Linked DNA regions of Homo sapiens: regions 1 and 2 are each linked to region 3. Evidence: chromatin loops called from intact Hi-C (ENCODE). Cell type or tissue: MCF 10A. All regions are shown on one strand. Each heading gives the region's core, and the rest is flanking DNA. Links, peaks and the distances in the headings are about the cores only. Region 1 overlaps SPINK5 (serine peptidase inhibitor Kazal type 5). Region 2 overlaps SPINK5 (serine peptidase inhibitor Kazal type 5). Region 3 overlaps JAKMIP2 (janus kinase and microtubule interacting protein 2).

The links. Hi-C counts contacts between places; a loop is a spot of excess contacts. Peaks named below come from ENCODE experiments on the same cell type or tissue, not always from the same donor. Only the 100,000 strongest peaks of a DNase experiment are listed, where the experiment ranks them.
Region 1: it touches region 3 in a loop (3-fold over the local background); 2 of 110 quality-filtered maps call a loop at or near these places.
Region 2: a loop joins it to region 3, with 6 times the contacts of the local background. A loop is called at or near these places in 2 of 110 quality-filtered maps.

What each region holds. Positions count from the first base shown.
Region 1 is chr5:148,104,970-148,111,946 of GRCh38, forward strand. It overlaps SPINK5 (serine peptidase inhibitor Kazal type 5), which reads left to right. Exons shown (of 33, transcript NM_006846.4): 16 at 1-31; 17 at 2,068-2,195; 18 at 3,784-3,868; 19 at 6,799-6,926. Among named protein-coding and RNA genes, the nearest start is that of SPINK5, 44 kb to the left of the region's middle. In MCF 10A, for the core only: a CTCF peak has its summit at 2,814; a DNase peak (open chromatin) is centred at 2,832.
Region 2 is chr5:148,118,476-148,123,569 of GRCh38, forward strand. It overlaps SPINK5 (serine peptidase inhibitor Kazal type 5), which reads left to right. Exons shown (of 33, transcript NM_006846.4): 23 at 1-89; 24 at 511-583; 25 at 1,534-1,661; 26 at 1,820-1,916. Among named protein-coding and RNA genes, the nearest start is that of SPINK14, 48 kb to the right of the region's middle. In MCF 10A, for the core only: a CTCF peak has its summit at 2,783 (motif pointing left); no DNase peak of the experiment used is centred there.
Region 3 is chr5:147,623,117-147,633,799 of GRCh38, forward strand. It overlaps JAKMIP2 (janus kinase and microtubule interacting protein 2), which reads right to left. Exons shown (of 22, transcript NM_001270941.2): 13 at 9,564-9,662; 14 at 8,297-8,395; 15 at 6,577-6,630; 16 at 5,635-5,700; 17 at 505-573. All of the region lies in intron 3 of JAKMIP2-AS1 (JAKMIP2 antisense RNA 1), which reads left to right. Among named protein-coding and RNA genes, the nearest start is that of JAKMIP2-AS1, 68 kb to the left of the region's middle. In MCF 10A, for the core only: a CTCF peak has its summit at 5,133 (motif pointing right); a DNase peak (open chromatin) is centred at 5,145.

The DNA of each region.
Region 1 (6,977 bases), core at 1-5,000, 480 kb after region 3:
AAGAGCAAAGGCTAAAAGAGAAGCTGCAAAGGTAATATTCTCAGGAATGCTGATGCTGTGCCCTGACATTTTTCATTTCTTTATAATTCTTTACTTATCCTATTAGAATAAATGTTTTCTGTTTAATTTTCATGCCTGAAATAAATGAAGAACATTTTTAACCTGAACAAAAAGGGTCCTGATAAGAAGTGTCCAGAGTACCAATTTTATTTCACAATTATTCAAATTTTGAGGTTTATTTCATAAAAAGTGGAATGTTAACTTTTTGTAAGGAATTTTCCCCATATTTGGCTTTTATTAGATTTCTGTTGTTAGAGTATTAACTTATGCCATTTACTAATTTCAATTTACATTATTCATATCTCTGTTATTTCAAATAGAGAGTATAAGATCTCAATCATTCCAATTTACAAAACGAAAGCACATATATTATCATATTTGAGCTTTGTCACCACCCAGCTATGGAGCAAGTGGTGGTTTTCTTGCACCCAATTAAGATTATTAAGTTGGGCCTCTGACTTTCCAGTTATTTTTATTCCACTCTCCATGCTTTTATAATTTTATACATAGCAGAGTCAAATTTATCTGTGTGGAGATGTTGAATTATTCTCATATAATAGCTACATACAAGATTTATCTTTCTTTCTTTTTTTCTGTTTTTTTTGAGATGGAGTCTCGCTCTGTTGCCCAGGCTAGAGTGCAGTGGCGCAGATCTGGGCTCACTGTAACCTCTGCCGCCCGGGTTCAAGTGATTCTCCTGCCTCAGCCTCTCTAATAGCTGGGATTACAGGCACGTGCCACAATGCCCAGCTAATTTTTTTTTTTTTTTTTTTTAGTAGAAATGGGGTTTCACCATGTTGACCAGGCTGGTCTCAAACTCCTGACCTCAAGTGATTCACTCACCTTGGCCTCCCAAAGTCCTGGGATTACAGGTGTGAGCCACTGCACCCGGCCTGTTTATTCTATTTCTTAACAATAGCCACAACAGTACAAACCTCATCATTACTTGGGGAAAAGTTGACACAGTTTAAAATTTGCCTTCTTACTGACTCTTTTTTTTTTAAATAAGTGTTTCTACTAGGTGAAACTATCTTTTCATTGATCATTTAGAATTGAAAATGTGTTTTCATCCATTATGTTTGATCAGCTGCCAAATCCTCTTAGATATTTCCAGTGGTATTAACATATTCCTCCTTCTCTCCACTCCTATTCTTACCCTCTTGCTTCAAATCCACATCTCCCATTCCTGGTTTTTAATTTTTTTAAATCAATTTACTCCCAGAAATATGTTAGTTTCTCCAGGGATCAGACTTATTCTCTTCTCTATGTATAAAGATATGTCTTTTTAAATTTATTTATTTATTTATTTTTGAGTCAGGTCTTACTTTGTTGCCCAGGCTGTAGTGTAGTGGTGCGATCAAAGCTCACTACAACTTCGAACTCCTGGGCTCAAGTGATCCTCCCACCTAAGCCTCCCAAGTAGCTGGGACTACAGGCACACACCACCATGCCTGGCAATTTATTTTATTTTTTTATTTTGAATTTTTCTGTAGACACAGAGTTTTGCTATTGTGTCCAGGCTTGTCTTGAACTCCTGGGCTCAAGCACTCTTGCAGTGGCCTCCTAAAGTGTTGGAATTACAGGTGTGAGCCACCATACTTGGACAAAATATATATTTATTTCTTAGGTTAAGCATGTTTTTTCTCTTCTTTCTCAGACCCCTAAAGACAAATCACAGGTAAGCAATATTCTCATTTCCTCCAGGAAGGCTTCTCATCTAAGCCTGCCTATGGAATCTTCCCACCTCTGATCTTTCCTAGCTTTTACAGACCATGCTATGCAACACAACACACACGTATGTTTTTGATGATAAATATTTTCAGATCTGCTATAATGATGGGACAATTCTGATTGATGACGGAAGCTTTGTAAATACTTACTGATTTACTACTATGTGTTATCACTTTTGTTTTTACTTTTTACTCTACGTTACATATTCCTCATAATAGGAAAAGATGCAGGAAGGATAGAAAACTACTCTGAGAAAATATTTTCTTCATTTCCCAGGAAATCTGCAGTGAATTTCGGGACCAAGTGAGGAATGGAACACTTATATGCACCAGGGAGCATAATCCTGTCCGTGGCCCAGATGGCAAAATGCATGGAAACAAGTGTGCCATGTGTGCCAGTGTGTTGTGAGTGTCCACCCCATCTCTCCCACTGAATTTCTTCATCCATGATCGCCCCTGAGTCTCAGATCCTTCATGCATGTGTAGAGTATAGACCGTGAGTTATATATTAGAAAGGTTTACAAGCAGATGGATAAGACATTAAGTAATATTGAATCATATAGTGACAATACTATTATTTATTCAATTATCCTTCTATTTTCCAATTAAGTCAAGGGAAAAAGCTCAATTTAATGGTTTTTTTTTAACACTTGATAATCTTCATTTGTGAAAAAGAGAGAGCAGAAATTTCATGATTTGGATTGGATGATCTTTTTGATGTCTTTCCCACTCCTGACATTTTATGATTTGTTAGTCTATTCAGATAGGAGCTAAGGAGAAGCCAGCTGGATGGAGGTCTGTGGGGTCAGTACATAAAGACTATTAAAATAGCCTGAACAATAAATGGAATAGGAAGGATTGTTATTTATCCTTTCAAGGACATTACTATATAATGCAAACATTCATAAGTGGTTTAGTGTGGAGTAAAACCTTTAGGAAACAGGCTCATACCCTAAATGTTTACTAAAATGTCTCCTTGTTAAGCCAGGTTCATGGCCTTCTAAGGTCTTTGTTTTGCTGAGTGGTGTAGGTAAGCCTGTGACTACAGCTCCATCGTGTGGGACAATATAGAGGTTAATTATTATCACTTCTAATTCTCCTTTTTAGGCTCTTAATCTGCTCCTGAACTTAACCCTAAAATAAATGCCGAGAAAAACGCTTATTTAAATAATACCTGCTGAGGTGCAAAGTTAATGTCTCCTAACTTTCACATGTCTTGATCCAACCTTAAGTGGATGCATACAATTCCCTAAAAGGAGAGGTTGACAGAGTAGAGCACTAGAAGAAAAGTGGCCTGAAATTCAAGAAGCCAGGGTTTTTCTCTCACCCGTTCAATTTGCTGGTGTTGTGGTAATGACTAAATGTAGTAAATGCTAAGGATTTTCCAGCATTAACATGCTATATGTCAGTAGAAAATGGCAAGAATACCAGAATATTAGGCTTGTGTTCAACCCCCAAAGATTAGCAGTTGAATCTAACTGGACTTAAATCACTACTGCAATCTAAACCTTGAATTTCAACTTCAATATTAGCTCCATTGAAATAATATTTAAAATTTTTAGTTTAAAGTAAAACATGGTTTATTATGATTTTGAGCCCATCATCTGACTTAGCATCACCCTTTGCCTTTATCACGGATATGGTAGTTACTTGGAGAGGAAAGGTTTAAGCAGTGAAATAAAATCAAGACAATTGTAGCTTTATTCGGAATGTTAATTAAAATTAGCGACGTACAAAAAATAAGATCACCTGAGGGCCACAGACTGATAAAGATGCATGCTTGTTTTGTAATTATTCTTCTTTAGAGGGGGAATGTAAACAGCTAAGTTTATCTGTACTATTGGTTAAAGCAAAAGCACCTCTCAGACTAGATAAATTTGTATTGAAGACTGAATCTGACTGTTGGTTTGGAAGATCCTCATTCCTTTTAAAAATGTACTACCAAAAAGAGTAGGGAATCATATTCAGCCTATATCTTCTTTTTCTATTACAGCAAACTTGAAGAAGAAGAGAAGAAAAATGATAAAGAAGAAAAAGGGAAAGTCGAGGCTGAAAAAGTTAAGAGAGAAGCAGTTCAGGTAGTTGTTTGAGATCATCAGAGCCACATAAATATTCAACGATCACTCTCCCTAGGGAGGGCTCCTATTCCCTCCTCCTCATTCCAGTATTCTTAGTTTCTTTGCAAACTGGGAAAATGTGTTTGGATCCCCATATACAAGAGTACTCCCCTTTCCTTATTCAATTTATTCACATTAAATCTATTAATTGCTCGTGCAGGAGAGAGATCAATCACCATTTTCTCCCCTGATTGTGTCAATTATATTACCTAAGAAAGAAGTATATATAGATTGTTATCTTACTGTCTGAATGCAGACTAATAGAGACAGATGTTCAGATTTTTCTCAAGTACATTTTTGAATATGAATATTTACCTTAAAAACAGCAACAACTAGGGATCCCACTTAATTATCTGTGAGATTTTGAGGAGATAAAAGCATCTCTGAGTCTTGAGTTTGCATTCTTTAACATCTCACATGATGGTGATAACAATGATAATTGTACATTCGTTGCTACTGTATGCATCATGGCATAAAGTTTTATGACTGATATTTGTAGTAGCCATTGAAGGGACATATTATTATCTGTGTTTTATAGAAGAGGACTTGGAAGCTGACATAAGAAGTTAAGAAATATATTTAATTAGTTACATATAATACAATTATATACTGATATATTATTTACTATATATTAACATAAATATTATATGATACAAATAATATCATATATAATTATAATTATATGTAGTTAGTAACTTGAGAACCAAGAATTGAACCAAAAGTTCTGGCTTTAAGGCCCATGATGCACTTTAGATTTTACACGCTTCTGCCATTTGTATTATTCCTGCAGACTATGCCTTAGGTCCTCATTATTCTTTTCTTTTGTCCTTCTGTGATTTAGAAGAGCTCATTTCTACTGCTCTTACCTTTGCTCTCTACAATCTACTCTCAACTCTTAAGCCAAAGTAATTATTTAAAACCATAAGGCAGGTCGTGCTACCCAGTGGCTTCTCACCTCACTCAAAGTAAAAATCAAGGTCCTTGTAGTGTCTGGAAGTGCCATACATGGTCTGATCCCTGCCACTTTTCATAGGTCACATTTCCTATTATTCTACATTGTTCTCCATGCACCAATTATACTGGCCACCTTTTGGTTTCTGGGACATCCCAAGCATTGATTCATGGCTTTCTATCACGTGGTCACAAAAACAATGTGGTTAAAAAACTGGACTCTAGGCTCAGACTGTCAGGGTTCAAATCCTTGCTTCATTTCCCTACCAGTAAGGTCCTACAGTTAACATCTTCATATATTAGCTTTCTCACTTATAAGATAAGGACATTATTATTACGTATATTATTTTTATGAAGTCCCAAGAAACTTATTAATGTATAACAGCACAGTGTCACACATATCTTAAGTAGTCACTCTTTAATATTATATTTATTGCTGTTAATGTCATTATTGGTCTAATCTCATTGTCCAGTGGGGTGTTCCATACTGGAGAGTTCACCAATTCTTCAACATACAATGAACTTTACCTTCTATATGCCATTACTCACAGTCAGAATATCCCTCTTGTCTACCAAAATTCTGGCCACTTTTCATGGCTCAGACTGTGTGTTAACTGCTCCCTAAATATTTTCCCATGTGTGCAATATACTTAATAACTCTATCACTTGTTATGCCAACAATTTAAAAAGTATTTTAGTTATATTATTCATTGTATTATAACTTATAGTTGCCTCTATGTGTTTTCTTCAAAGAAATTAAAAACTCTGTGCTAGTTTTCTATGGTTGCGATAACAAATTAGCACACTTTAGTGGCTTAAAACAACATAAACTTCTCATTGTTCAACTCCCACTTATGAGAACACATGGACACAGGGAGGGGAACATCACACACCGGGGCCTGTTTGGGGACTGGGGGAAAGGGGAGGGAGAGCATGCAAATATCTAATATTAGCCCCCTCATGCAAATATCTAATGCATGCAAATATCTAATATTATTAGCCCCCTCATGCAAATATCTAATGCATGAGGGGGCTAAAAACCTAGGTGACGGGTTGATAGGTGCAGCAAACCACCATGGCACATGTATACCTATGTAACAAACCTGCATGCTCTGAACATGTATCCCAGAACTTAAAGTAAAATAAAACAAAATAAAATAAAATAAAAAACAATGAAAACAACAACAATAACATAAACTTCTTATCTTATTTCATAGGTTAGAAGGCTAAAAAGGATCTCACTGGGCTAAAATCAAAGGGTTGGCAGAGCTGTATTCCTTTTCTGGAGTTTGCAGGCGACAATCCATCTCTTTTTCTCCAAATCTAGAGGCCGTCCATGTTCCTTGGTTCTTGGACCCCCCTTCTCTGTCTACAAAGCCAGCAATGTTATATCTCTCTGACTGTTCTTCTGTGGTTACATCTCCCTCTCACTCTGTCTTCCATCTCGCTCTTGCAGTTTTAAGGACTGATCCTTGTGATTGAGCCTTACACTGAGCCCATTATGGCAATACAGGATAATCTCTTCATTTCAAGGTTATTAACTTAATTATATCTGAAAAGCCCTTTTTGCCATGTAAGGCAGCATATTCTCAGGTCTCAAGTATTAAGACTTAGACGTATTTGGTGGAACGGTATTATTCTGTATACCACAGATTCCTTTACCAATTTAAGAGGCCATACATTTTTCTTCTCTGTATCTTTCACAGTGCCTAGTGCAGAATAATATTTGACCTGAAGGTTTTCTAATGAGATAAATAACAGCAATCCATGTTCCAAATGTGTGACCTAGTTCTCTGAAAAGCATTTTGGTTACTATCAACCTTCAGCATCACCTTTTCCATGCAATCATTATGTTTTAGTTTTTAAAGCAGTATTGTGGAGGAAGATTTCTAGTGTTTAGTTATTGGACTCTTAAAACCTGCTTCTGCTTCATTTGGCAGGAGCTGTGCAGTGAATATCGTCATTATGTGAGGAATGGACGACTCCCCTGTACCAGAGAGAATGATCCTATTGAGGGTCTAGATGGGAAAATCCACGGCAACACCTGCTCCATGTGTGAAGCCTTCTTGTGAGTGGGCGGCAGCCACTGCTGCTACTGAGTGTGGGAGAAGATCAGCAT
Region 2 (5,094 bases), core at 1-5,000, 490 kb after region 3:
AGACTCAGCTGTACTCGGGAGAGTGATCCTGTACGTGATGCTGATGGCAAATCGTACAACAATCAGTGTACCATGTGTAAAGCAAAATTGTAAGTATTTCTCTCAACAGGCATGTCTAAAATATAGTCACATTCCTCTTGAATGAATGGCTATTTCTCATTTGCTATGGCTCCTTCCATGCAAATTATTCTTTTTGCTAATTTCCAAATATTCTATTTTTTTCTCTTGCGTTCTCTAAGGAACAATGAGCCTTAGCAAGGGCAGCTAACCAAGTGGCTGATTTCTATTGTATTTTCTATTACAATTCTGTGAACTCTAAGTGCTATCATGATAGACCCTTGTTCTTTATTGTGCCAGAATCCTAGGAAGACTTTGTCACGGCCATTTGGAATCATTGACCAGCACAGTTGAAGAAAGCTGACTTCTTGTCATTTGCACGGGACACACTTAGTGCATAATCCAGGGTCAATATTTGTTAACAAGATGAATATTCACTTTTTTCTCCTCCAGGGAAAGAGAAGCAGAGAGAAAAAATGAGTATTCTCGCTCCAGATCAAATGGGACTGGATCAGAATCAGGGAAGGTGAGTTATTTTTTGGGTTTTGGCAAGAATCGTCTTTCTGTGAGTCAGCAGTTGGCGATCAAAACTATAGAAGAAGGTGTCAACATGATCAAGCTAGAGCTTGCCCTTAGAAGGTCAGGAGTTACCAAGTTATCAGTGACTCTCACTGATAACTTGTTCAGTGAAGAAACCTAATGCCAAGTGGACATCTTTAAGTCTGACACTTTACAAGGCATTTTTATAAATTACAGTTTATTTAATTATTTCAACAGCCTGGTCAAATTTGGCCTTTTAACCTTATTTCGTAGATAGGGAAAATGAGGTTTTGCAAGTATACTGGGATTTATTTTTGTTTTTGCATTATTTTGCTGCTAGTGTAAGTTACTATAAGCAGATGCGTAAAATAACACACATTTATTATCTTATATTTCTGGATTCCATAAGTTTTAAATGGTCTGATTGTGATAAAACCAAGATGTTGGTAATGCCGCATTCCTTTGTGGAGGCTCTAGGTGAGGATCTGTTTCTTTGCTTTCTCTAACTTCTAGAAGCTACCTGTATTCCTTGGCTTGTGGCCACCCTTAAGCCAGTGATGGCCAGTCAAGTCCTTCTTATGCTTTATCATTCTCACACTGACTGTCCTGCCGCTGCCTCTCTCTTTAATGAGTAAGAACCTTTGTGATTACATGGGCCCCACTTGGATAATCCAGGGTAACTTCCCCATTTTAAATTCAACTGATTAGCAATCTTAATTCCATATTCAACCATAATTCCTCCTTGCCACGTAAAGCAACATATTTGGAGGTTCCAGGAATTAGAACATAGACGTCTCTCTCTGTGGGACATTATTTTGCCTATCACAGCAAGGTTACATGGCTGCCTGACTCTTGGAAAGAAATCCTCTGATTCTCAAATCCAATCAAATATTATGTAAAAACAGCACTTCCAATATAATCTTCCCATCTTTTCAGGATACATGTGATGAGTTTAGAAGCCAAATGAAAAATGGAAAACTCATCTGCACTCGAGAAAGTGACCCTGTCCGGGGTCCAGATGGCAAGACACATGGCAATAAGTGTACTATGTGTAAGGAAAAACTGTGAGTATGTTTCAAAATGAGCTTTTGACTGTGAGTCTTAAAGTACAATAATCATTTCTTACCAGTTTGGGAAAATGACAATTGTTTTAGAAGCAGATCTGGTAATTAATGAGGCGTTTGTTCACTTTGATTGAAATGTTTCATTGTTTTCCCCCCAGGGAAAGGGAAGCAGCTGAAAAAAAAAAGAAAGAGGATGAAGACAGGAGCAATACAGGAGAAAGGAGCAATACAGGAGAAAGGAGCAATGACAAAGAGGTAATAGATGTTAGACACGCTAATACCTGAATTCAGTTAGTTCATTGTATGGTATATTTATTCAACAAATATTTGTGAAATGCTGACTCTGTCCCAATCATTGGTGATATAACGGTAAACAATGAAGTCATGGCCAGATCTTGAAAATAAATAGCATGCTCTTCAGTTCCCCAGGAGTGACTCTGATGCAATTGTAGAACCAGTGACAACTGTCAAATTATTGTAGTTAGCCAGTGAATTTCATTTTTGAATTTTTTCTTTCCTTTGAGACAGGGTCTTGCTGTTGCTCAGGATGGTCTCGAACTCCTGAGCTCAAGCAATTTGCCGGAGCTCAAGTCTCAGCCTCCCAAAGTGCTGGGATTACATGAGCCATCGCACTCTGCTGTTTCTGAATTTTTTAAACAAATAAATATCAAGCAATCAGATGCCAAAAATTACAAAGAAAATCAGTATCAAAAATTTGGAGTTTGAGGCCAGGCACGGTGGCTCAGGCCTATAATCCCAGCACTTTGAGAAGCTGAGGCGGGCAGATCACGAGGTCAGGAAATCGAGACCATCCTGGCTAGCACGGTGAAACCCCGTCTCTACTAAAAGTACAAAAAAATTAGCCGGGCACGATGGCGGGCGCCTATAGTCCCAGCTACTTAGGAGGCTGAGGCAGGAGAATGGCGTGAACCTGGGAGGCGAGCTTGCAGTGAGCTGAGATAGCGCCACTGCACACCAGCCTGGGCGACAGAGCAAGACTCTGTCTCAAAAAAAAAAAAAAAAAAAAAAAAGGAAAAGAAAAAGAAGAAAAGTTGGAGTTTGAGATAATAAATTCTTGATCTGGCATTTCATTGCCACCTAGTGTTCAGTTTTGGTCCTTATAAATAGTATTCAACACTACAACACCAACACGTAGAATATTACACAGCACAATCTTTTAATGCACCGACGGACTCCAATTAGAAAAGATAAATAGCGAAATTTCCCTGGGAAGATTTTTCCTATTAGTAGGGCAACTTTTCATTAAGCCTGTAGTGGCTAAAGAAAATGAAACCTTATTAGTAATTATCATTATTTAAAAATATTTTGGGAATATCTGTTGTGTGTTACGGTAGATGAAATGGCTTTGAGAAAATAACCTTATTGCACAACTTCACATGATCTCTAAAGGACATCTATTTAAAATCTTGGTAAATTTTTAATTTTATGATCCTTATTTAAAAAATTTTGAACAGAAAAATGCTATATATATTTATATATAGAAAATACTGAGTAAAAAAAAAATAAAGAAAATATGGAGGCAGGGTGTGGTAACTCACTCTTTTAATCCCAGTGTTTTGGGAGACCAGAGCAAGAGAATTGCTTGAGCCCAGGAGTTCAAAACCAGCCTGGGCAACATAGTGAGACCCTGTCTCTACAAAATAATAATAATTAAAAAAAAAATAGCCAGGCATGATGGTGCACACCTGTAACTCTAGCTACTTGGGAGGTTAAGGTGAGAGGATCACTTGAGCCCATGAATTCAAGGCAGCAGTGAGCTATGATAGCATTATTGCACTCCAGCCTGGGCAACAGAGTAAGAACTTGTCTTAAAAAAAAAATAAAAATATTGAGATTGTGTGTGAGTGTGTGTGTGTGTGTGTGTGTGTCAAATAGAGAACTACCGTTTTATCTACACATGCAACGTTAAATAAGGTTTACCAATAATTATATTTAAACCTCCCCAAAATCTATTCAGTGGTGATATTGTTCCAATTTTTTAGAATTCAGGAAAACTTAAGAGAAGTGAACTACACATAATTAATGAATAGAAGAGCCAAAGACTGAATTGGAGGGTTGCAATACAGTCAGAGGAGTGCTATTATAAAAATATGTGGTATTGTGAGCACCTGGAAAAGAAAATACTTCCAGTAATTTGTGAAAATGGTGGTTGTGAGACATTTAATATGTTGATAGGTATTTAATTCCAGAGAATTTTTTAAAATGCTGCAATTAAAAGTAAGGCCTGGAATTGTTTGTTTACGGACATCACAATTTAAAGAAAGAAGGGTAAGTACAATCTAGGTTACTGTGTTATTTTTTAAGGTAATGTTTCCATATCACCACTTTGGCTCTTTGGGCTTACAGGAAGTTCCAGAGACTTCTGTAGCTCTCTGAAGATTTTAGTACATTCTAGATCCTATCTGTAGACTCGGTTCTATTGGCTTCTTTTTATGATCATTATGTTTCAATGAACACAAAAGGCAGCTCCATATACTTATCCACACATAGGAGTTTTATTCTCTGACTTGTAAAAGCAAATAAGTAAAAAGGTATAACCTGGTGGTTAGCAGGTTTCTGATCACAAATTCAACACTGACTTTATTTAATAGCTCTGAGATTTATTTTTCTCATCTGTAGAATGGGGATGATGCGTATTTATCTTATAAGATTTTTACAACCACTAAAGGAAATCTATTAAACCACACGATAAAGCACCTCGCACAATAATTTTTTTTTTTTTTTTTTTGGTAAATTGTGGTTGAGAAATGAAGCTGAAAGTTTACGTGTTTTTATGTTTTGCCAGAAGAGTGTCGTTTAGTTCATTCCAGGGCTTTTGAAGTAGACTTATGTGTGGAATACTGAGTGCACTCATAGGGAGACAGGTTTGGGGCTCTGCCTCATAGAAAATGGTATTAAAATGAGATGGGACAGGGCACTGGGGGCTCATGCCTGTAATCTCAGTGCTTTGGGAGGCCAATGCGAGAGGATCACTTGAGGCCAAGAGTTTAAGATCAGCCCAGGCAACACAGAGAGACTCCCGTCTCTACAAAAAATTTTAAAATATTAGCCAGGCATGGTGGCACATGCCTGTAGTTCTAGCTACTTAGCAGACTGAGGTGGGAGTGTTGCTTGAGCCCAGGAGTTGGAGGCTGCAATGAGCTATGATTGCACCACTGCACTCCAGGCTGGACAACAGAACAAGATTATATATATATAACAAGATTATATTATATACATAACAAGATTATATATATATATAGATAGATATAATATATTATATATATAGATATATATTATCTATCTATCTATATATATAATCTTGTTATATATATGTAATCTTGTTCTGTTGTCCAGCCTGGAGTGCAGTGGTGCAATATATGTGTATATATATATATATATATATATATATATAATCTTGCTTGCAATATAT
Region 3 (10,683 bases), core at 2,201-7,200:
GTTGTCCAGGCTGGTCTCCAACTCTTGCGCTCAAGCACACTTCCTGCCTTAACTTCCCAAATTGCTAGGACAGGTGTGAGCCACTGCACTAGGTCTTTTGTTCTACTCTTTTTTTTTTTTTTTGATAAGAGTTATTCTAATGGATGTAAGGTGGCTTAGGGATTTTTAAAATCAGAGTTACACCCTCCATTTCTGTAATTTTTCCTTGCTAATTAAATAAAGTGGAAAAATTATTTAGCCTAAGAAAGAAAACATAAGAAAACTCAATTTTCTTCGGCATTAGTTTTGGATATTTTCCAAAAACTAACATTTTTTGGGGGGAGAATATAGCCTGAAATTGTTTGGTACTTCTGGTAATTTTTTTTCCATCTTCTGTACATAAAATAATAATGGAAAGATGACAAACTTTCATCAGTGCCAGATAAAACTGGTAGAGGCAACTTTAATTTTCCATTTGCCTTGTAAGTTTTTCTTAATTTTTACAATATCTCATCTTGTACTTACCATGTCACTTTCCAATTCCATCATTTTCTGGTGTAGGGCAGCCTCAGCTCCTTCAATCTGCTGGATCCACTAAGGGGTTAACAAGACAAAAGTGTTTGACATGGCTGCTTGATATGGTGTATATCTGTGTGCCCCCATGAGGTGCTCCGTCTCCTCCCCTTATATCTCAGGAAGAAGACTGAGAACTGAAGCAAAAACAACACCTTTTTTTGCTTGTTTGTTTGTTTTGTTTTTGAAACGGAATCTCGCTCCGTTGCCCAGGCTGGAGTGCAGTGACGTTATCTCGGCTCCTGCAACCTCCGCCTCCTGCTTTCAAGCAATTCTCTGCCTCAGCCTCCCGAGTAGCTGGGATTACAGGCGCCTGCCACCACGCCTGGCTAATTTTTGTATTTTTAGTAGAGACGGGGTTTCACCATCTTGGCCAGGCTGGTCTTGAACTCTTGACCTCATGATCCACCTGCCTCAGCCTCCCAAAGTGCTGTGATTATAGGTGCGAGCCACCGTGCCTGACCCACATTTTTATCTCATAGTTCAGAAACAAGACTACAGTCTTCCTTGTATTCATTCATTCACCCATTCAGCAAATGCATTTATGGATGACTAGCAAGTGTCAGGTGCTGTACCAGGTCCTAGGGCTGCAGTGGTGAACCAGATCAACAAGACTCCTGCCCTTATTGGAGAACACCATAGGAGGCTTTCTTGTGAGTGATAATTGCACTGGGGTCCAAAGAATGGGTGAGAGATGACTGGGAAAAAATGAAGAGGAAGTTCCAAGTGGAAGGGACAACATGTCCAATAGCTCTATTGTTGGAGGAAGCAGGATGAGAGAAAGAAGGCCAGGTACACTGGAGAATTGGGACAACGGTAATTTTTCAGTATATAAAACTGATTACAGCAAAGTGGGGAAGAATTATTTTTGTGAAGTGGAGGTGTTCTAAATCACATAAAAACTTATCTTTCCCAGTACTCAGAATATATGATATTTATGTTAGCATTGATAAACACTCTGAATGCAGACTTTGAATAATGTGACCCTACCATATACAGGTTTTTATAGAACAAATTATTATAATGAATCTCTAGCAAGTTAAATGTCAGCTTATATTTTAGGGAAGCAATTGGGCATAATAATTAAGTGGGTTCTGAAGACAGACTACCTTGGCCGTAATTTCAATTCCAGCTTTTCATGGGTGGGTGGCATGGAAAGGTTACCTGATTTCTCTAAGTCTCAAGTTTCTTGTCTGTCAAATGGGATTAACAATAAGTAAAGATTAAGGAAGTAAAAAACATGAGGCAGTATCCATTGTGTATTGGATGTACTAGTGGTATCTCACTACAAGGTACTATTTATTTATTTATTTATTTATTATTATTTTTTGAGACAAAGTTTCACTCTGTCACCCAGGCTGGAGTGCAATGGCACGATCTTGGCTCACTGCAACCTCCGCCTCCAGGTTCAAGCGATTCTCCAGCCTCAGCCTCCCAAGTAGCTGGGATTATAGGTGCACGCCTCCATGCCTGGCTAAGTTTTTGTATTTTTAGTAGAGACGGGGTTTCACCGTGTTCCCCAGGCTGGTCTTGAACTCCTGAGCTCAGGCAATCCAGCCACCTCGACCTCCCAAAGTGCTAGGATTACAGGCGTGAGCCACTGCGCCCAGCCCCAGATAGTTCTTTCTAGGTTACCTGTGATAAATTATGCAGCACAGCGAGACTTTTATACACAACAGCCTTGATACTTACAAGGGGATACCATGTTCAACCACTCCTTGGCTGTGGGGAACATGGTGAAAGAAAAGAGGCATGCCGAGACTGGAGAGGTGCTAAGTTCTTTGCACATACACATGGTTTCCCCTTGAAACAAATTTCTGTCAATCATGGGTTTTGTGTAAATAGACTCATATTGCAATTGTACCCATCCAAAACCTAAAATCCTTCATCTTGCTTGCTGTCCATTTGTTATCAAGAAACATATTTTTTAAAATCATGTTTTTAAGAGTACTGTGAACTAAAGTCATTATATCATGAGCATTAGATATAGATTTGTGTGTTGGTTGCTGTTCCTTCCTACTTGTGTAATCCAGGACAAGTTACTGAATATCCCAAGCCTCAGTTTCCTCATGTATAAAATAAAAACAATGGTACCCCAATGTACATTATTTGGGCGGTGGATACACTAACAGCCAAGACTTCACCACTACACCATGTATCCATGTAATAAAAGTATACCTGTACTCCGTAAATTTATACAAATTAAAAAATAGTGACAGCTGTAGAATGGTTGTAAGGAACAGTACATAAGTACATAATGTACTTATGGCATTGAGTGCAGTATCCAGCCCCTAATATGTTCTCACTCAAGGTCACTGCCATTATTTTTAATACAAAGTGACAACTGGGTTTGCTTGTTGGAATTTTGTCTAGGCTCAAATTCTGGCTAAAGATCATACTCCCATATAACAGAGTGCTATTCAAATTGGTAGTCTCAAGACATTCATTGTTGTTGTTTAGAATTACTTGGATGTAGAAACTTTTATCTGTGAATCCCACAGACAAGAGATAAATTTAATCTGTGCTTTGCAAAAGTCTGCACAAAAGGCAGCTGAACAGACCATGAGCACTTTAGGGAAGGCTTGTGTCTTGTTCATCTGGTTCCTAGCTTTCTACCACAGTGCTAAGCACAGAGTCATCACCCTGTATTTGTTCAACTGGTCCCTATACCTTTCTTGCAAAAAAAGTAAGCAGAGGCATGGGCTAATTTGCCTCAGCTCCGACAGCCCAGCTCCCATGGGGTCTGCAAAGCCTATTTCCCACAGGAGGAGGAGTTTGGTGCAAGACGTAAGATCATGGGCTTTAGAACCAGACTCCTTGGGTGTGAATCCTGACTCCATCAACTTCAGGCTGTGTGACCTTAGGCAGTTATCTACCTTTTTTGTGCTTCAGATTCCTTGTGTGAAATAAAGGTCACACTAGTACCTAGTCTCCAGCAGTTAGAAAGTGCCTATCTCAAAAGGAGCACTGCGCAAGTCTTGGTTCTGATAAGCACAGTTGTTGGTTCTGATAAGTACAGTTGTACTGCACCCACACAGGGCAGGGAGCAGAAGATATTTCTCCCATCAGTCTCAGTAAATGTGAGACACACAAGGCTGTATTTCCTTTCTTTCACCTCCTCAATCCTCATCTTCCATAGAATCAGCCCATGTTTTGTTTGTAGCCCTAAACCCAGGCGATTTTTTCTTGCAGTAAAGAATTGCAGCCCTTCATGATTCCAGCTGAATAAGGCTCTCTTGCTATCATTGCCAGATGATAGCAGCACTGGAGGCACAGACTGTGTTTTTTTCATCTTTGTGTTGTCACTGAAATGGTGTCTTATGAGCATTCACAAATTCACACCTTTGCTCCTTCAGTTAACATTTATTCATGACTTACTACATGTGCTGGACTAGTGTGAAAAGCTAGGGCAAAAAACAGGGGGTGGGGAGTGGAGAGACACAACTATTTGTCCTCATGGGCCTTAGAGTCTAGTGGTAGTTAGATGGGGCCATATGACAAATGCAAATGGACAGTGTAATGCAATTGTCAAAAGCCATGGGAGCAGTAGCACAGGCCACTGTGGGAACATAGAGCAGGAACACCTAAGGGGGCTTGGATGAACAGGCAGGCCTCCTCATTATGGGGAAGTCTGATGCTCAAGATTTAGCCAGGCAGAGGTAGAAAGGCAAGATGGGACTATCTTCCAGGTAAAAAGATCAGTGTAAAGGACCAAGAGTGGAGAATGGAGAGAGAAAGAGAGAGAGAATGGAGGGAGAGAAGGGAGAGGAGACACTAGAGAAATAGGTAGATAAGACTCAAATCCCAGAGGGTCTGTATGCCAAATTCTAAATTTGGACCTTCTGTTAGAGATAATGAGGCATTTGCTGGGGAGGGATCAGAGAAAGTGATTAGGTCTGTAATTAAACTGTGTAGGAAGTAAGTTTTTTTAAAAGAAAAAATTCCAGCTTTCATTTTATTTCACATGTAAATACTTCAATGTGTATCTCTAACAGATAAAGCCTTTCTGTAAAAAAAAAAAAAAAAAAAAAAAAAACCCACAAGGTTATTGGTACACTTTACAAAATTAACATTAATTACTTTTGTCATCTGATACCCAGTCCACATTAAATTTCTCCAGTTGTCAACAAAATGTCCTTTTTAAAAAACACCTGGTTAAGTGTCTTTTTATTTCATAGCTATAGTTCTTTGTTCTCCCTGTTTTTTATTTCATTCTTTTGTTTGAGTAACTTAACTGTTATTTGGCCCGTAGAATTCCCTCATTTCAGATTGGAGAGAGCTGATTGCTTGCTCTCATTTTATCCAACCATGTGCACATGACTCTCAAGTATTTACTGGTACTTTTTTTTTTTTTTTAAAGGAGATGGAGTCTCACTATGTTGCCTAGGCTGAAGTACAGTGGTTACTCACAGGCATGATCATAGTACACTATAGCCCCAAATTCTTGGGCTCAAGTGAGCCTCCTCCCTCAGCCTCCAAAGTAGCTAGGACTATAGGTACATACCATCCAGCCAGGCTTTATGCATTGATTCATGAGGTACTCTGAATACACCAATTTATCTGGCCATTTACCAGGTTTAGACACAAGGTGGAGCCAGAGCTCAGTCAGTGTTGATTTTCTCCTGACAGTCTCTATGTCGGACTTTCTGAATGAGAAGGCAATGAGCCCCTACTAAGCCACAGGATCAGTTGGGAGCAATGGTAGGTACACACCCCAGGATAAGTCTATGATAAGAGCAATGCTCCAGTTTATCATCGCCCCGCAGAATTCTTCTTTGTGGTTTCCCAGCTTGGTAGGGATTGTGTAAATAATGTAATCTAGAAGGTTTTCTGTTTTTAAAAAATTATATATATTTTTAAGGAACTTCAAAGCAAAAATTAGCCACCCATCCCAAATCAGTGTATAGACTTTTCGTTTGGGTGTTCTCATTCTATCTGGGTTGTACTACCCTTAAAAATAAAATGTGTATTAGGTATTCACACACAGTCATGTGCAGAGGGAATGTCCTTCACACCCTAGTCTGCTCGTTCAGTATTAAGCCAGACACCGAGATGATTTGAAATGTTTGTACGGCTCATTACCTTCTCTGCCAGGGACAGCACAGTGCTGGCCTGAATTATGGCCACTTGTTCTTCATTTCTTAAATTCTGTAAAAAATAAGAAAGGCCGTCAGCTGAACATACTGACATTATTTACCCCAAAGAAAATACTGTCTGACTGACTGCTACAGAGCATTCTGTATAAGCCTGTATAGAAACTTAACAAATTCCTATTCTGTTTAGTAATAATTCTGAACAAAGAGTTAATCAAAACCCGGAAGAAGTATATTAAACGTGATTTTTTAAATATCTCCTTAACACCGATTTGATTTTGTGTCACTGGAGGCATACTTTATTAATAGTCATGTTATGAGAAAAACAGAAACCAAAATGGAATAAAAAACAGTCTCTTCATAGAAGTTTTGATGTAATTTTACTAATTCTGTTCTCTCCTTTGATAATTTTTCAAGGGAAAAACGGTGATTCTTTCAACCTACAAGCACCAATCACATAGTATCACAATAAATGGTCCTCCCACTGAATTAATGTGCCTTGACCCTGTCTGGAAGATGTTTTCGGAAAGAAAATGCATTATAGCCTCCTGGTCCATTTTTATGGCACTGCCAACAACCCTAGTATTTAGCAGCCTTTGCAAATGCGTGACTGATTAATTTCACACTGGATGCCTTTGAGCTAGAGTCAGACAATAATTAGCTTTACTTATTGGAGATGTGGTCGACATTCAAACCTGAAACCTGCCCGCAAAAAGCACTTTACCAGGTCTCATTTCTGCTACTACCTTCCAGAGATCCTTACAACCCCTTAGCCAAGTTGTTTGATAAATTGTATATTCTTCCCAAGGAGCAACATCCTTAAGTGAAATGGCATCTCACTTGCTCTTACTTTACACATGATGCATTGTTAAGTATCTCTTGCCTCTGTTTAGGCAAATTCATATCTATACTAAATCAATTCTTTACTTACCCCATTATCACCCAAGATATCAAGCTGCTTTATGAGATCAGGGATGTTCACATCCTGCAAAATCAAGCAGAAACTCATGTCAAAGACAAATGTGGCCTCCTATTCCATCAGTGCCTGAACATGAAGTTAGAGGAAGACATTTTAGGGCCTGAACTTCCTTGGGATGTTTTCAATCTGGCACACCTAGTTTTAAGTTTCAATTTTGCTTCTTACATGCTGTGTGAACTTGGGTCAGGTACTTAACAGATCATTCTTAATTTTGCTAGTTGCAAAATGGAGATAATAAATTCCTACTTCATAGGCTGAGCTGATCTTCAGGATAAACAGACTGTGTATGAAAGAGTCTAGCATGTAGTAAAAGACTTGGAATATTCTCATTAACTTTCTTCTCATGACTGCCAAATCTTTTTTTTTTCAATTGTGATAGGCTTTCAGGTATAAAAAAGTAATAGGTAATAAATATAAAGAATCAACCAATTTTATTCTAATTAGCAAAATTCTGACCTGATTGAATTTTGACTGCCATGTAGAAAACTATAGTGCAGTACCATTTTTTTAAAGGTGGTTAGCATTAATTTCATCTATCTTATTTTTACCCTGTTCCTTGAGTCAGTTTGAAGCAGCTGAACTCCATTCGAAAGAGTTCATTGGATTAGGTTGTTTGTGATTTATCTGAGAAAAAATGCATCGAAGGAAAAGGCAAAGTAAATTCTTTTCATTTAATTACAGTGAAATCCAAAAATTGCTTTGGTTGACAAATTACCATGCCACCCAGGAAGGCCAGAAGTTTAAACACCAGGACAATGGTTTAAGATGGAAGGCAAGGAAACACAATATTACCACCAAAGTTTTCTCCACTTTTTACCGTATTAGTACTATGTTCTCCTCTTTCTCATGTTCAAACAGCAGTATAGTAGAGCCCTACCACCAGGAAAGGGAAAGTCTAGCTCAATCTCATAAGTACAGAGAAGGCAACTGAAGCAAGTATATTTGGCAGCTCAGAGTGGGAGCAGGAAGGGCCATGCAGAAGGTAAGGAGAGACCAGGAATAGCAGGCAGCATCCCAGCTTTACCCCAGGAACAGATATTCACAATGTGATTTCACTGAAGGACAATATATTTCCCCGGGGGAAGAGCTACCTCAATTCAACTCTAATACTTAAAATATATCCAGTAGCACTAAAAAGATAATTATATTCTATTTAATATGCAACCTGTTATAAACCCTAAGCCCTTCCAAAAGAGGAATCCTCCCTAAATTAAACACATCAAAAGAGATGTTGGACTAGATGACTTCAAACCTTTTCTAACTCTGCAATTCCATAATTATGAATTCCATAGCACCTAGAATGGCTCAACAAAGGGACTCAAACTTTTCTATCTGGCAGACTTGAAATATATTTCTTGAAGTATTAAATCGAATTCACATTTCTCCCAGGTAATTAAGGCTAATTTTGATGCAGCGTCTTTCTTCATATGACTCTGTTCTAAATAATCATGGATGCCTCTGTTTCTTCTGTTATCATTTGTATATCTGTCACACATTAAAAAACATTCTGTTAATTTTCTAGTAGAAGTGACTATTTTCAATTCCTACATAGTTTGTATCAAAATGATGACATCCAGTGACTGAAAGACAAAATAGTCGTAAGTAACCTCCCCTTTTCCAATTCCCAGTTTTTCTAATTTCTACAAACATAAAAAATGAAATATCTGCCTACCTTAACACCTTCTTTCATACAGTAGATCTGTAGAGCACTCACACCATCTGAGAATGGGTGAATTTGGAGATTAAATGGAGGGGATCGTCTCTCTCTCTCCTTGAAACACAGTGAAGAATATATGGAAATTAAAAACAAAACTGATTAATTAAACACTAAACCAGTGGTCTCTTTATGCTATTTCAGCAGTTTATTACTGTCATTTGGCAAAAAGAAAAAAATTCAATCTCAAGATGTTCATGATTAAATGTGACGGAAAAAGCTGACTAGTCAACTAAGAGATTGAGAAGAAGAATTTATAGATGGTGTCATCCATTCTTCCAAATTTTTTGATCAGGGAAATGCAGGAAGTGGAGCTCCAGTTTAAACTGTATGAATATTTAGAGCTTTCAAATATCTCAGCGTGGTCTTGCCATGAAGTTTTATGGCCGCTAACAGCCTTTTGCATATTCAATCTATTCAAGCATTATGAGAAAGATATGTGGGCTACAAAAGAATGACTCTTCTTCACTGAAGCCTACTAACACCTAACTTTTTATCCAGACCTAATTCAAAATAGCCTAAAGAAGAACTAACTGGCAAAATAACAGAAATCAAATGGGAATTTTTCTTATACTTTATATATCAACATACACTGAACCAGATCCTAAGTCAGATTCTGCAGGATACAATCAAAATCTGATGTTTCCATGTTTTACTTGCAAAATAAAAAACAAACACCTGAAATTTGGTCAGATTAATCAAGGTATTTTCTAAGACAAGTTACCTTGCTTCTTAGTCTTTTTTTTCATAAATGCATTAGGGACTAAAACGTTTACTTATAAATTCACATTTACCTAAAAAATATTTTTTATATAGCACATTTTGAAATATAAGTATTGAAGTAACATGTTTTAATGAGTCAAAATTTAATTAAGGATGGACATGAGTATTTAAAAACAACGAATGTTGAGGATGGTTGAAATCTATTATTTAACTTATTTAAAAATTATTTATTAGTCTTGCTCATAAAAGATAGTAATGTTGAAAAGCACAGTATCTAAGTAGACAGTTTTGAGTTGCATCAGAGCTTTACCACTTACTAGTCACAGGACTTAGGCAAGTTAGTTAATCTCAGTTGCCTCCACTATATAATTTTGAGGGTGATTGTGAGGTCCAAATGAGAGTATGAATCTGAAATGCTTAATACAGCGCCTAGCTCCTCAATGTGCTCTGTGCATGTTAATCATTACGATTATTTTTATTATTATCATCATCATTTCCTTACTTCTAGCTCTAGGTTTCGAAACTCCAGCAGCTCATTCTGGTCTCTGGCGTCCTGTAGTTCTTGTTGTAACCGGTGATTTTCTGCCTCCTGTTTTTCTATCTAATAAAGTAAATCCTGAAGTTAGGTAAGCATTGAGAAAAGCACCTACAACTTTGCAAAGCATGAATAGTGTTCAGTTTACTCAGTGAATAAGTCTTCCAGACCATGAAAAAAAATCCCCAAATAGATGTGAATAAAATAAGTATTTGGCTTTGGCTTTCCTTCTAGTTATCCTTCGGTTGAGTTTTTTGAGTCACAGAGAAAAATGCCAGAAGACATCTCTGTTCCTTGGAATTAAAATCTAGGAATTCTGTGAATAGTGAATCTGAGAATACTCACTTTGCCCTTGTGATGGGTCAGAGACAGTCTACTAGAACCAAATTTAATGGTATACATAAGAGGGACTGATACTTCTCATTTCTCGAGTTATATTTGTTACAGAAATTTTTTTTAACAGCTATCATCATACACAAAACTTTGCTGAATTTCAATTACTACAGAAGAAACCAGCTCTTTAACACTGAATTCAAAAACCTTAATAATCTGATTACCACCTAGCTTTCCAGTTTTAAATATTATCACTGTCATCTCTGCACAAACACACCCACACATGATCATGCAAACACTAGAATCTAGGAACTGTGGCCTACCCAATGAACTGACTACTCCAGGAACTCTGTAGCTACTCAGCTCTGCCTGAAAATGGCTCACTTTATCTCCTTTGCTATGTGAGCAAATTCTACACTTCTTTAAACACCTTAAAGCTAAGCTCTTAAGCATTAGCACTTAAATAAGCTCTAATGTCCATAAGAGCCTTCCCTAGTCAATCCATTCAGAAGTGACACCTCTCCTTTTGTTTTCCTCTAGACTTTCTTATAGGACCTCTAGTATAACTTGAGGAAGCATGGATTTCAGTTAGCTGTGTACAAATGCACCTTCCCCTGTAGACAGGGTTCATGTCTGAGTTATCTTTGGATTTTTTTTTTTTTTTTTTGAGATGAAGTCTTGCTCTTGTCCCCGAGGCTGGAGTGCATGATCTCAGTTCACTGCAACCTCTGTCTCCTGGGTTCAAGCAATTCCC